Linked DNA regions of Homo sapiens: region 2 is linked to region 1. A link is a contact called in ENCODE Hi-C data. All regions are on one chromosome and are shown on one strand. The core of a region is the stretch at or near the end of the contact, and the rest is flanking DNA. Distances in the headings are between cores, read along the strand shown. Region 1 overlaps LOC100506023 (a long non-coding RNA gene). Region 2 holds the start of TNFSF4 (TNF superfamily member 4).

Evidence for each region. A loop is a pair of places that touch in the nucleus more often than their neighbours do. Pooled maps may share reads with other maps.
Region 2: a pooled map shows a loop between it and region 1 (6-fold over the local background). The contact joins the promoter of TNFSF4 here to the enhancer-like site in region 1. A Hi-C loop is called at or near these places in 1 of 168 maps with a recorded cell type or tissue (breast epithelium), 9 of 37 single-sample maps with no recorded cell type and 11 of 50 pooled maps.

What each region holds. Positions count from the first base shown.
Region 1 is chr1:173,328,464-173,335,603 of GRCh38, reverse strand. The region is part of intron 2 of LOC100506023 (a long non-coding RNA gene); the gene reads left to right. It also overlaps a transcript of TNFSF4 not described here. Among named protein-coding and RNA genes, the nearest start is that of TNFSF4, 120 kb to the right of the region's middle. RefSeq lists an enhancer at 1,593-1,692. Within about 2 kb of position 3,388, at least 8 of the 41 ENCODE cell types and tissues checked have a DNase peak (open chromatin) inside an H3K27ac peak, as active enhancers do.
Region 2 is chr1:173,205,754-173,212,754 of GRCh38, reverse strand. It overlaps TNFSF4 (TNF superfamily member 4), which reads left to right and starts at 5,424. Exons shown (of 3, transcript NM_003326.5): 1 at 5,424-5,731. The coding sequence starts at 5,579. RefSeq lists an enhancer at 5,433-5,492.

The sequences.
Region 1 (7,140 bases), core at 2,139-4,638:
CGAATTTAGTATGTTTCCCATCTATTTCATTTCTAGGAACAGCTGGTGCCTTAGGTGGGCCTGACTGCCGCCTTGACTCTGCTGTTTATTATGGTAATCACATCCCCCTTGCCTTTGGCTGTTGACTGCCACCCCAGGATCTGTTACCTCCATTGCATTTAGGTATCCTAATCCAGTGGGGGCTATTTCTACTGTAATGTCTGGCCCCTACGGAGAAGAGTGATCACAGAGCTCTTCAAAGATGCCAGGGCTCCTCTCACAAATTTATTTCTCACAGTCAAGATGTGCCTTCTAGAGCCTCTCATTATGGGTGAGTAGATCTTAAGTAACATATCCACTCTAACATTCCAATCTCCTTAAACCTTTGAATCTCTTTCTCTACATTGAAAGAAGGCAGGTTTGGCATTTCCAACTTGCTCTCTGTGGGCCACTGTTTGTTCCATGTTTCATCTAACGAACTAAGCAAGCAGTTAGAGTCAGGGAGTTTCTTAACTCCCTGAGCTGCAACATTAAATGAAGAATCTCTGCTTAGTGAGCTAGTATCAATAAATTTGGCCTGATTCAATTTTATTTCCTCCACCATTATCCCACAAACTCAATGTCCATTCCTACACATGTTCCTCTGATTTCTGCTTGTGTAAATGAGAAAACTTGAGTAGTTCTTTTGGAGTGCACACCACCTCCTCTTGGGTCACACTTTGTACTTCACCTTTAGGGGCCTGCTGGGATTTAAGTCTAGTTACAAGTCTAGAAGCGAAGAGGTGGTGGGAGTGGGTCCCCTGAGGGGAGCCAGCATTTCTTGAAAGGCAGCAGCCTCAAGGGAGACCATTACAATTTTCTAGGCAAGGCAAGGATAATTCTCTCATACTGCGGTGGACATACCTCTTCCACCGGCAAAGAAGACTCATCAGTTTAGGGGCCTAGTGTCCCCAGCTTCATCAGGGTCTTCTCACACATCCCCATTCCAACTTTCAGAATTTCACTACTTCCTAATCATTTTAACAGTAGACAGCCTATAGGCCTGAAAGTTCAACTTGTGTTGTAATTCAGCCAGTTGCAGGATGAGATTCTATGTTTAATTTTAATCAATCTCAACCCTGTGGCTACAGAACATAAGGAAACTCTGTTAGGGCAAATATAGAAGCTTTCACATTATTTGCACAGTTTAAGCAGAGAACTTAGGCTCATCATTTTCTTTTACCTTGACAGGATCAAGTGGCGAATGTCATTATATTCTTTAATTTGAGAACGATACCTGAAATATGTAGTCACTTAGATCCTTGCTTCTTATAAGTGGTTATTTGGGAGTATTTAATGCAGATATTTTGTGTCTCCCTATTGCCAGATTATGCTATGGACTATCAGTCCTCTGTTTACCACTAAAAATAGACACTAGCATCTTTAAATATAATCAGATTAGAGAGCCAATTCTAGAAACCCACAACCAATTAAGAACACGAATCCTTAGCATTCTGTTTCCTTAGAACCAATCTTAGTACCAGAATTCATTTCTCAGGGTTCACCAGAGAAACAGAACTAGTAGGATTAATTAATTAATTAATTAATAGAAATTTTGCTCACATGATTATGGAGGCTGACAAGTCTCAAGATCTGGAAGGTGGGTGAGTTAGCAAGCTGAAGACCCTGGAGAACCCTGAAACCCTGGAGAACCCTGAACCCTGCTGATATAGTTCCAATATGAGTCTGAAGGTCAGAAAACCAGGAGAGCTGATGTAGCTGGAGTCCAGTGGCCAGCAGACTTAAGACACAGGAAAAGCCTGTGTTTCAGTTTGAGTCTATCTTAGTCAGCGCATGCTGTCATAACAAAATACCATAGACTGTGTGGTTTAGACAACAGAAATTTTTTCTCACTGTTCTGGTGGCTGAAAGTCTGAGAACAGGGTTCCTGAATGGTAGAGTTCTGCTGAGAGCCCTCTTTTTGGCTTGTAGGTAGCTGCCTTCTGGCTGTGTCCTCAGGAGTTGGAGGGAGAGGGGTTCTGGTTTCTCCTCTTCTTATCTCCTCTTATGATGGGAATAGTGTTCTATTCCCATCACGGGGGCCCCATCCTCATGATCTCATTTAATAACCTCTCAAAGGCCCCACCTCCAAAGACCATCACATTATGGGCTAGGGCTTCAGCATATGAGTTTTGGGGGATACCAACATTCAGTCTATAGCAGAGTCTGGAAACAGGAAAAACCGATGTCTCAACGTGAAGGCAGCAGGTAGGAGGAATTCCTTCTGACTTGCAAGAGGGTCAGCTTTTATGTTTTTTTTTCAGGCCTTCAGCTGATTGGATGGGGCCCGTCCACATTAGGGAGGGCAATTTGCTTTATTCAGATTACTAACTCAAGTGTTAATTCATCCAGAAACACCCTCACAGACACACCCAGAATAAGGCTTGCCAAAATGCCTGTGTACCCTGTGTCAAGTCATATTGAAACATACAGTTAACTACACCTATCCTAGCCACCCTTCCTTTGTTGCCCCTTGTGTCCTGAAGGCCTTTCCATTTCTTCTGATCCATGTCTTTATCCTGGCCACTGCGTGATATCGCATGTAATTTTGAATGAACAGAATTGTCTGGGATTCTTTACTGGTTGTTTGTGTTGTGTCATTTACTAAATTCTAAACTTGTATATGGTGATGGCAGAGATTTTATTTACTAAACAGGAGATGTATATTTTCTATATCCTCCTCAATGGAAAGCAGGTGGATGTGCAACAAATGTTTATTTATGTATTTATTTATTTTTTTGAGATGGAGTCTTGCTCTGTCACCCAGGCTGGAGTGCAGTGGCCTGATCTTGGCTTACTGCCTCCCGGGTTCAAGTGATTCTCCTGCCTCAGCCTCCTGAGTAGCTGGGACTGCAGGTGCGTGCCACCACGCATGGTTAATTTTTTGTATTTTTAGTAGAGATGGGATTTCACCATATTGGTCAGGCAAGTCTTGAACTCCTGACCTCGTGATCCACCCGCCTTGGCCTCCCAAAGTGCTGGGATTACAGGCATGAGCCACCGCACCTGGCCCAACAGATGTTTATTTTATTTAATTAATTAATTTATTTATTTTGAGACAGAGTCTTGCTCTATCACCCAGGCTGGAGTGCAATGGCACAGTCTCAGCTCACTGCATCCTCCGCCTCCTGGGTTCAAGCAATTCTCCTGCCTCAGCCTCCTGAGTAGCTACATGTTCAATCCATTTGGAGAGTATGTTTTCAACCAGCTGGTTTCCCTGGAAGGCAGCTAGGGAAAGTGAGTGTTAGTAAGTTTGAGTCAGACAAGGGTTTGTTAGTCTTCCCCTCAGCCCTTGTGCAGCAACTCACTCCTCGGGCTGTGGGCCATGACAGAAAGGGAAGGACTACTTTGCTTCCTCACTCTTGCTGAGTGAGAGCAGCTGGATCAGAGGACAGTGAACGTCTGCTCAGGATTACAGTCATTCAGGCATACCTAGGAGATGTCCCTAGGCCCCAGACATTGCTTGAGAAGCTGGGAGTAGCTTACATTTGTCTGAGGCAGGGTTTCTTAACCTTATCACTATTGGCATTTGGGCTGGGTAATTTTTTTGTTGTAAGAAGCTGTCCTGTACATTGTAGGATGTTTGGCAGCACCCCTGGCCTGGACCACTTACTAGATGCCAAGTAGCACCTGCACTCTGAGATATGACAACCAAAAATGTCTCCAGATATTGGCCAATATGTCCTGGGAACAAAAGCATTTGAGAACCACTGATCTTGAGCTTTGTTATTTGCAAAGAAGTTTCACCTATGTTATCATGTCTGAGAGGCATTATAGCTCTGTAAATCAGGCAGAAATCTGTTCTTTTCTCTATTTTACACAGCTGGACAAGTTGCAGGAAAAGAAATAGAACTCATGTCTTCTGACTGCAAACTTTTTCTCTTTATCTTAAGGCTCCTAGAGATAAGTAAGTAAAAGTGATAGTAACTTGCCCCCTGAAGGAGATGCCAATTTTGAGTTGAAGAACAAAAATCTTTGTTAAATTCCAAAAGTTTTGATGAAGGGACACCATTAATCACTTTGCTCTTTTCATGTGTTGGCTCTTAACTTTATTTTGATGAACTTTCATTTAGTCCTTTTGAAAGGAAAGTAGTTTAGATTTCCTTTCTGAAGTGTCTAGTTTTATTTTTGACTACTAAGGTTTCCAAATCTTTCATGTCCTAATTAAATGTGTTCACTTCCTCTTGAAGATGCGTCATTGTGATAACAGTGTGTATGTACCTTCCCAGTGGTGTTTTCCAAGAAAACCAAAATACAATACTGCTTTTAAAAACAGAAGTTTGCAGTAATTGTTACTGAGACTCGATCAGAAAACTGGAAGTACTGAAATACGAATTCGAAAGGCACAACATTCTGAGACTATACATCTTTTACTTTCTGGGTTTTGAAAAGAGGAAAGAAGGCTGGGTGCAGTGGCCGATGCCTGTAATCCTAGCACTTTGGGAGGCCAAGGCGGGTGGATCACCTGAGGTCAGGAGTTCGAGATCAGCCTGGCCAACATGGTGAAACCCCGTCTCCACTAAAAATACAAAAATTAGCCTGGCATGGTGGTGGGCGCCTGTAATCCCAGCTACTCAGGAGGCTGCAGCAGGAGAATTGCTTGAACCTGGGAGGTGGAGGTTGCAGTGAGCCGAGATCGCGCCATTGCACTCCAGCCTGGGCAACAAGAGCGAAACTCTGTCTCAAAAAAAAAAAAAAAAGATAAGAAAAGAAAAGAAGAAAGAAGCATATTATTTTAAATTGGCATCTGAAGGTAAAGAAGTAAAATTTGCTAAATAGGGGTAAGAATATACTGAAGTTTGACATTTTAACTAGATTAAAATACATTTTTTCTATCTATATTTCTTCTCCTTTGCAATGCACTTTCACTATGCTTAGATATCAGATTTAAAATTTATAATTTTGGAACCACATTGCTAGTCATAATTATAATTATTAATATCCAGTTAGGACCTACTTTGTGCTCTACTGTATTTCAGGAGCTTCAGTTTTTCAGGGAGGCAGAGTGCTGAAGCACAGGATATGACTAAGCAAGTTGGCAACATCTGCTTTTTCTGTTAGAAAATGCTTTGACCTTTTCCAGATGCTGGACATTTTGCAAATTATGTAGCCTCTTTGAACCTCAGTTTTATCACTTATAAAATTAGGTATTAATTATTTTGTGAAGACTAATGAAAAAATTATGTGCAACCATATTAATATTAACTTAGTATTAATATTAATAATTTATTAACAAAACATATATAACAATATATAATATACCATTAATATTGTCAATTAATATTTAGTATTAAAATTGTGATGTGATATAAAAAATAATAAAAATTAGTGAAAGCATTATTAATACCAATATTAATTAACATGAATGGTAATCATTATTTTTGAGTATGTTGAATTGCTTTTGAACAGTTATGAACATTTCTGGCCAACAAAGTGGGTTGCTATTTGAGGAGTTCCCTATTTTTCTCCAAATTGGACTTATTTATTTTTTGTGTTTTTAATTTGTGGTTTTATTTTTGAAAGTACCAGTGTTACTCCCCTATGGCCTGAACAAATCCTATGGACAGGAGCTGATCTGTTTACATTACACAAATATGACCGAAGAAAGGGTAGAGTTTATGCATCACTGATTATGCTTATTTTGGGAAAAATGTCTAGACCACAGGTGATGACACTGGCATTTTTAAGGAAGTGCATAACTAAATTGTTGAGTCTGGTATATCTCAGTAAAATGTTCCTGCATTTTTTTTTTCTTTTTTTGTGGTTGAGACTCAAATGTCTCATGGTTAAAAAAAACCATATTTCTTCTTGAAATTTCTTAGTAGCAACACAGAAGGCTGTTTACAGATAACAGAACCTATCCTACGGCCTAATATTTATTGGGTCTCAATAATTGCCTATTGAACTGAAGAAGGTGCTCATATTACATGAAGTTTGTTACAGTTGTTAAATTTGTTTTCCACTTGTATATGAGGTGAAAAAAATCCCCTAAAACCCTGCTCTAATAGACAACTATATCTAATTTTGCATTGCTTTTCTTTTTTTTGGTATTTTATATAGCCGCAGTACATTCTCTGTTTTCACTCTCCTTTTGTAGTTGGCCCTCCTTAACCATGGGCTTTGCATCTGTTGATTCAACCAACTGCAGATAAAAAGTATTTTAAAAAATTGCATCTGCACTGAACATGTACAGGCTATTTTTCCTTGTCATCATTCCCTAGACAATACAGCATAACAAGTATTTACATAAAATTTCCATTGTATTAGGTAGTATAGGTAATCTAGACATGATTTAAAGTATATGAGAGGATGTGCATACGTTATATGCAAATACAATGTCATTTTATATAAAGGACTTGAGCATGTGTGAATTCTGGTATCAGTGGGAGGTCCTGGAACAAATCCCCAAAGGATACCTAGGGACAGCTGTACTTTAATATTACAACATAAGCAGTTTTGTTGTTCTTTCAGGCATAATTTTAAAAAGATGCATAATAGTTTATTTAGTAGATACCCTATACTTTCTATAATTGTTTACCTGTTATTGGGAACTTGTGTTGCTTTCCAATATTTTAATGTTACAAAAATGCTGCAGTGAACATATTTACATAGAAGGCAATTTTCAATAGTATTTCATAATCCTTACTTAAAATGGCTTTCCACGTGTGGTGGAATTACTGGGCCAAAGGGCACAAGACATTTTTAAGGTACAAAACATTTTTTTTTTCTGAAGCACAAAAGTTTCTAATTTGATTTAAATTGAGGTTCAATTTATCTATTTTTTTTCTTTAGTTGTTTGGGCTTTTGGTGTCATAACACAGAGAAAAATGGACAAATCCAAAGTCATGGCAAAATAAATCTACGTTTTCGTCTAGCAGTTTTATTTATTTTTATTTTTTTAAAATTTTACTTTAAGTTCTGGGATGCATGTGCAGAATGTGCAGGTTTGTTACATAGGTATACATGTGCCATGGTGGTTTGCTGCACCTATCAACCCATCATCTAGGGTTTTTTTTTTGGGGGGGGGTAAACTTTTTTTTTTATTACGAAGATAAACTTTGTATTTTTTTATTTTATTATTATTATACTTTAAGTTTTAGGGTACATGTGCACAACGTGCAG
Region 2 (7,001 bases), core at 4,175-6,674, 120 kb after region 1:
GTCCATCATGGAGAATGGGATATCCATCCCCTCAAGCATTTATCCTTTGAGTTACAAGCAATCCAATTACATTCTTTAACTTATTTAAAAATATACAATTAAGTTATTATTGACTATAGTCACCCTATTGTGCTACCAAATAGTAGGTCTTTTGATTCTTTCTTTTTTTTTTTTTTGTACCCACTAACCATCCCCACCTCCTCCCTCCTCCCCGTGAAATAGATTTAAAGAATTACAAGATGAAACAGAGCATAATAAATGCTCTCAACACAGAGGTGAAAACAGCTGCATTCTTCTGGGAAATCCGGGTGAGGCTTCCTATCATAGAAAGTAATGGTGAAAGAGACCTTCAGTGGTTGTTTAGGGAGATTCACAAGTCTGGCTCTTATGGACTATTTTAGAAATATGGCTTCAAAAGGCATCACTCCAAACCTACTGCTATGGTTTCGATGTTTGTCCCCTCCAAGCCTTATGTTGAAATTTGAGCTCCAGTGTTGGAAGTGGGGCCTAATGGGAAGTGTTTGGGTCATGAAAGCAGGTCTCTCATGAATAGATTAATGCCCTCCTTTTGGGGTGAGTGAGTTCTCACTGTATTTGTTCCTGCAAGAGCTGGTTGTTAAAGAGAGCCTGGCACCTCTCTCTTGTATCTTGCTTTCTCTCTTACCATGTGATATCTCCACACTCTAGCTCTCTTTTACCTTCCACTATGAGTAGAAGCACCATGAGGCCCTCACAAGATGCAAATGTTCAACCTTGAATGTTGCAGCCGTCAGAATTGTGAGCCAAATAAACCTTTTTTTCCTTACAAGTTACCCAGCCTTGTGTATTCCTTTACAGCAACACAAAATAGACTAAGACACCCAAGGAATCAGAATTTCTAGAGTGAAGGTATTAGGAGTCAGAATCATTAAAAAGTTCTCCTAGTGATTCAGATGATAAACTAGGCTTTGGGAGCCACTGATCCTATCAACAATCTACTCAATGCTAGAATTCTCTGAACAGAATTTCTTCAAGGTTTTGTTTAGTACTTCTAGAACACAGCAAGCTCACTACCTCACAGGACAGCCCTTCATGGGGAATGTGTAACGTGTAGGGTTTTGATAGTCAGAGGTGGAGGGTAAGGGTGTTTGAGGCAGAGTGAATATTAGAAATAATCAGAAAATAGAGGGAGATAAGTTTGGAAGGAAAACTTGGAACTCCTGCAGGAGGAAACCTGTGCCAGGATGAAGGGCTTGGAGAGCTGACTGCAGGAGCTCAAGTGAGGAGTAATAAGAGTTTGGATTAGAAGCAATAGGAATGGCAAAGAGGAGGAAAGAAAAAACTGCATTGCAGGGCTAGCCTACAAAGCTTGATGACTGGGAACGAGGATGATTCAAAGTTGATTCTTGGATTTTGAGGTCCTGGAGTACAAAAACATTAACCAGGACAGTGACATTAGGATCAGGAATAGGTTGAAAAGGCAGATTACAAATCAGATTTTGACATTTGAAAATGCATTTGTTTCTGTCACCTCCGACATCACTCTATCACTTGTCCCAGGGCAGAGTTTATCTATGACTCCCTGTGTATGCTCAGAGATTGGCACTGAGTACACTCTCAGAATGTCTGGTGAATGAAGAGCCACTGTAAGTGTCTTCTCCATTTGTGTCCTCCCTGCTTTAGTTTAGGACCTTATTTCTCACTTGAATCATTGCAGACTCAAGGTCCCTAGCTTATACCACTGTCTTTGTGTGTTTTAGAACAAGGCACCCCCTGCGGGTTTATAAATTAGAAAAAGAGCCTGCATTTAAATGAGTACAGCCCTTTGTTCAGGGCTTAGGAAGCAAAGTTCACCTTTGTGGGATGATAAACATATCCCTTCCTGCAGGAGGAAACTTCCTGTACCAGGATGGAGGGCTTAGAGAGCTGACTGCAGAGGTGGAATTTTAGATCTCACTCATTCCCTCAGCTGGCACAGAGCACCCTGGAAATGTCTCCCAGTTGGCCAACTTGATCCTGCCTTGCCATATCTGTCTCTTTTCCCCCCCCTAGAATTATTTCCTGAAGTACCTGCCATTTCTATTTCCCTCAGTCAGAGTGATTTTTTTTGTAATTCTAAAATGTAATCATATCATATCATATCACATTCTGCTTCAAACCTCTCCATGTTTCTCCAGTAGCTGCAGCATGAAGTCCAAAGTCCTTAACTTGTAACAAAAGTCCATTTACGACAGATTCTTCTGAGCCTCTTCTCCAGCAGCCACTCTCCTTCACCATCTTCCTCTTCAGCTGTAGTTCCCTGAACTGACACTGCACAAACAGGCTCCACTGCCCTCACTCCTGGCCCAACAGGCACTGCCCCTCCCCAGTGCCCCAGATGGCCAGACTGCTTCTCGTTTCTCCCAGATCAAGGAAGCTGTTCCTGTCCTAATTCCAGTGTAGATTAGCACCTGTCCCCCTGCACCCTTCCCTTCTGCACTGATACCTAGGACCCAGAACTTTCCAGGTTGTGGAGATTCCGCTTTCCTGTCTGTGACCTCCCTGAGGACTAAAAATGTGTTTTGTTTGTGTCTTTTCCTCTAGTATTTGGCTCAGTCTTGTTGAATGGACAAATGAAAATCTGACTTAGAGATAAATGAAAAATGTAGATTTTTTTTATCACCAAAAAACCCCAAAACCAAAACCCAGACACCAAAAAATCCAAACAACAACAAAACCCTCAAACCAAAGAAAAAAAAAAAACCCAAATGTTTTTTGCTTCTTTCTGAACATGAGGTATCTTGTGAGTGGTCAAAGCCCTTTTCTTTTCCATATTTTCTGTAGTCTTGAAATGGCTATTCATTTAGGAGGTTAATAGTCTATGGGAAGATAATTACTTTGGTTTATTTTACATCCTGTGGCTTTATTTTAAGGCTGATTTGCTCTGGTGTGCTTATGTATTTAATATTTGTGAGATACTTTAAGAAAAATTGCCACCAGGCTTGGTGGCTGATGCCTATAAACCCAGTGCTTTGGGAGGCCAAGGCAGGAGGATTGCTTGAGGCTAGGCATTTGTGACCAGCCTGGGAAACATAGGGAGTCTCTACAAGAAATTTTAAAAGAAATTAGCCAGACCTGGTGTTGCGTGTCTATAGTCCTAGCTACTTGGGAGGCTGAGGCAGGAGGATCGCTCAAGCCCAGGAGTTCCGGATTACAGTGAGCTATGATTGTGCTACTCTACTCCAGCCTGGGCAACAGAGTGAGACCCTGTCTCTAAAATAAATAAATAAATGCAAATGAAAAAAATTGCCCATAGATTTAGTAACGTATTTGACCCCTTTAAAAACAATTAAGCTTTATTTTTTGAAAAACGTTTTGAAGATGGAGGACTCTGCTTATGTGCCTGAGACTGAAAGGTCAGCAATGATAACTCTAATAGTGATTTCATTTGTTCAAATGCTAGACTAGCCCAGTGATGAACTTTGGAATGCCTAGATAGTCTATCAGAAATCTGTGCCTGAAACTTCCAGCCTGGTGTGTGTGTATCTCTTCCCACAAAGAATGTGAAGAGCTGTGAAAACGTGTTCAATAAAAAAAGAGACAATTAAGTGTAAAATATCACTTAAACATCAACAAAAATTACAACTAGGCAAAATATGGTAGTAGGACGACAAGACAATAAAAATGAGAGGTGTGTCATCCAAGTGTTAGCCTAAATGTGGGTAGAGATGACTCTGTGCAAAGATTTTTCTTTCTCGGAGCCATGATATTAACACTGAGAAGAAATGCTGCTTAAGGTACAAGTATGTGCATGGTAAATGTTTATTTTTTTCATTCTTTTGACAGTAATTTAAAAATGTTATCTACGATTTTCAGCATGAATAGTTTTTACTACTTTTTCAGCTTATTTCTAGTTTCCAATAGTATTTATGGCTTTTTTTTTTTTTGCTGTGACTCTTAGTCATTTTTTGAAAATTGACGAGTAAATAGTTACTGATTTTAATACTCTTTTATGAAGAACTATTACACAAGAATTGGGCTTTACACACTGATTTTTCCTTCAGCTTTTTTCTCCACACCCTGTATGTAACACAAGCTTTGTTCAAGGGAATAACTATGACAAATATGTTTGGATACAATTTGATTTCTAGTTTTGGCTTGGAGTCTATGATATTGTGCCTTAGTTACCTTATCTTTCAGATAAAACTTAAATTTCTCAACACCAGTATGTTCTCCTAATGCAAGGCATAATTATTGTAGTGAAGGTATTAATTCATATTTTAATTGATTAATACTGTAGTCATAAATGTACTTTACATTTCCCACAAACTTTCTCTTTTAAGTATGCCTCATTTCCATTTTTTCTGTGAAGTGGTATAACAACTCATACTGTCAATATCCAAAATATTTCTCCCTCCTTTCTTTACATATCTGCTGGGTGCCTCATGGGGAGCTGAGAGAGACATACTTGGCCACAAAGAGAGACAATTCCGTCTTAAACAGCTTTTCCCCAGCATCCTTATGTTGTCCAGTACAGTGCCAGGCTCATGTGATGTACTCAGTAAATATTTGCCCATTTGAACTTTACATTATAAGTAATTTTATCATTTATTTCATTTCATTGTTTATTTTAGTGGTAAAGGGTACCTGGTGTCTATTGATAGAATACTCTTACTTTCCAAGTTCTGAGGCCAGCCACGACCTCAAAGAAAGAAATAATCTTCAAAGCTTATTTACATCTATTCATTTGTTCATTCATGGAAAAATTATGTACGGGAAAAATGTGAAGTGGAAGGAAAGGAGACAAGGATACCCTTCTGCTTCTTTTCTGGTATGCAGAAAATTAATCATATAATTGTTTATTGAATTTGCCTCAAAGGGTTAAATGAGAGAAAGATTGCAAGTCCATCTAACACAGTGTCTGACACATAGTAAATGCTTCCAAAAGGTAGTTTATTTTTATGCAATAGACTACAACCAAGGATCTCTCCTTTACTTCTGCATGACCCAGTGTCCTATTTTCTTGTTTTGTCTTTTTCATTCAAGAATGATCTGTGTGTGCTTTCTTTCTGAATCTGTGAGAGGGGTTCAATGTTTAGTTACATAGTAAAGTGCAGATAAGAACCTTGGGCCAGCATTTCCCCTAAATCTTTTCTATGATTTAAGACACCTTGGGGAAGGGATATATGAGCTGCTACATTAACGGATGATGATTTTTATCTTTACCAAGTGACCCACAATTTGTTACTGGTGCAATAAGTTAAGAAAATAGCATACTTTTATGACTGTCATTTCACAGTCACTCAAATCAGAACTGGAATGTCACAAAAACAACTCCCTGTTAGCCCAGAGGAAAAAAAAAAAGAAAGAAAGTAAAGGGGAAATTCAGATTAGTCACAAAGAAGTTCCCCCGCCTGCCTGCAAAAGTTGCAGCGTTAAAACTGAGAGAGTCCGCTTTGCTCTTTCAATCGCCTTTTATCTCTGGCCCTGGGACCTTTGCCTATTTTCTGATTGATAGGCTTTGTTTTGTCTTTACCTCCTTCTTTCTGGGGAAAACTTCAGTTTTATCGCACGTTCCCCTTTTCCATATCTTCATCTTCCCTCTACCCAGATTGTGAAGATGGAAAGGGTCCAACCCCTGGAAGAGAATGTGGGAAATGCAGCCAGGCCAAGATTCGAGAGGAACAAGCTATTGCTGGTGGCCTCTGTAATTCAGGGACTGGGGCTGCTCCTGTGCTTCACCTACATCTGCCTGCACTTCTCTGCTCTTCAGGTAAGATGCACCACTGGGCGCTGTTTTCCCACCAGCTCATGCTGATGGCAGCTGCAACAGCTGCAAACAGTCGCTTGGAAATAATCTTATGCCAAAAGTGTTGAGTTTTTTTTCCCTCTCCCCACAGCAATCGTAAAGTGTGGTTAAACGCCCTTCTGTCTCTCCTTTCCTTCCTTCTTTTCAGCAGTGGCAGTGGTAGGGCAGAGTGGAGGTAGGGCAGAGGCACAGCTTCTAGATCTTTTTCTTTTTCTTTGCAATGCAAGATTCCTTGTATCCCTTTATAAGCTGTCACTTTGAAGCTTTGAGTCACTGATATACCTGGTCTACCCATTGTGATAGTAATGTGTTTGATCAGGCAATTAATATTAAAAGGAAATAGGAAAGAGACCAGTTCCACTTTCCCATAATATTCATATACCCTATAGACCTGCAAGGTGATTTTCTTTGTAAAGAATGCTGAAGGTATCAATATTAATAGCGGAGCAATGTGTGCGTGCATGTGTGTGTGCCTATGTGCTCACTCATTCACCCCAATGATTTAATCAGATATTGTTTCTCACAATCTATCTCTTCCAGTCATAATTTAAAGACATCATTTCACCTTTTCCCTACCTTATTAAATACATCATGTAGTAGGAGATTATCCTTCTAGTATTTTCCCCATATAGTTAAAATATTTCCATTTTTCTTTCACTTTATTCTTGTTCCACACTTCTCTCTTTTGCATTATTTTTTCTTATTCAGTAGTTCAGATATACAAACATTATTAGGTATTTAAGGATGTTCTTCACTGCAGAAGATGCCACTGGAGAAAAATAAATCTATACTCTCTTCGTGTTCCTTTGTTGAGCTAGTCTGATAATCTTGTTTTCTAGGTGGTTGCTTTGGGTTAGAAATGTTTCTCCCTGATAAAGTTCAGGTAATACAAACTGATTTCTGATGGTCTTGTCTGAGATTAAGCACCTCCAATGAAACCAGAATGAGATGAGCAGTCTTGGCAAATGCCTGGGCTTGTTTCTGCCTACAGGAAATAGGGTTTTCAGTGCATGGAGGCTGGTAAGAGTGTGTGTGGTTATGATCACTGTACCACAGACAGTGCTTGTGTCTCCAAATTCCAGAAGTGTAGCTAGTGTCATGCTCAGGTCTGCAGAACAGTGAGCACAACAACACATTGATCCTCTCCTCATCACACCACACTCTTATGTCTTCTCGCAGAACTCTTTGGGTGAAATTAAAGTAGGCGACTCGGGGAGAGGGTGTGGGGGAAGAG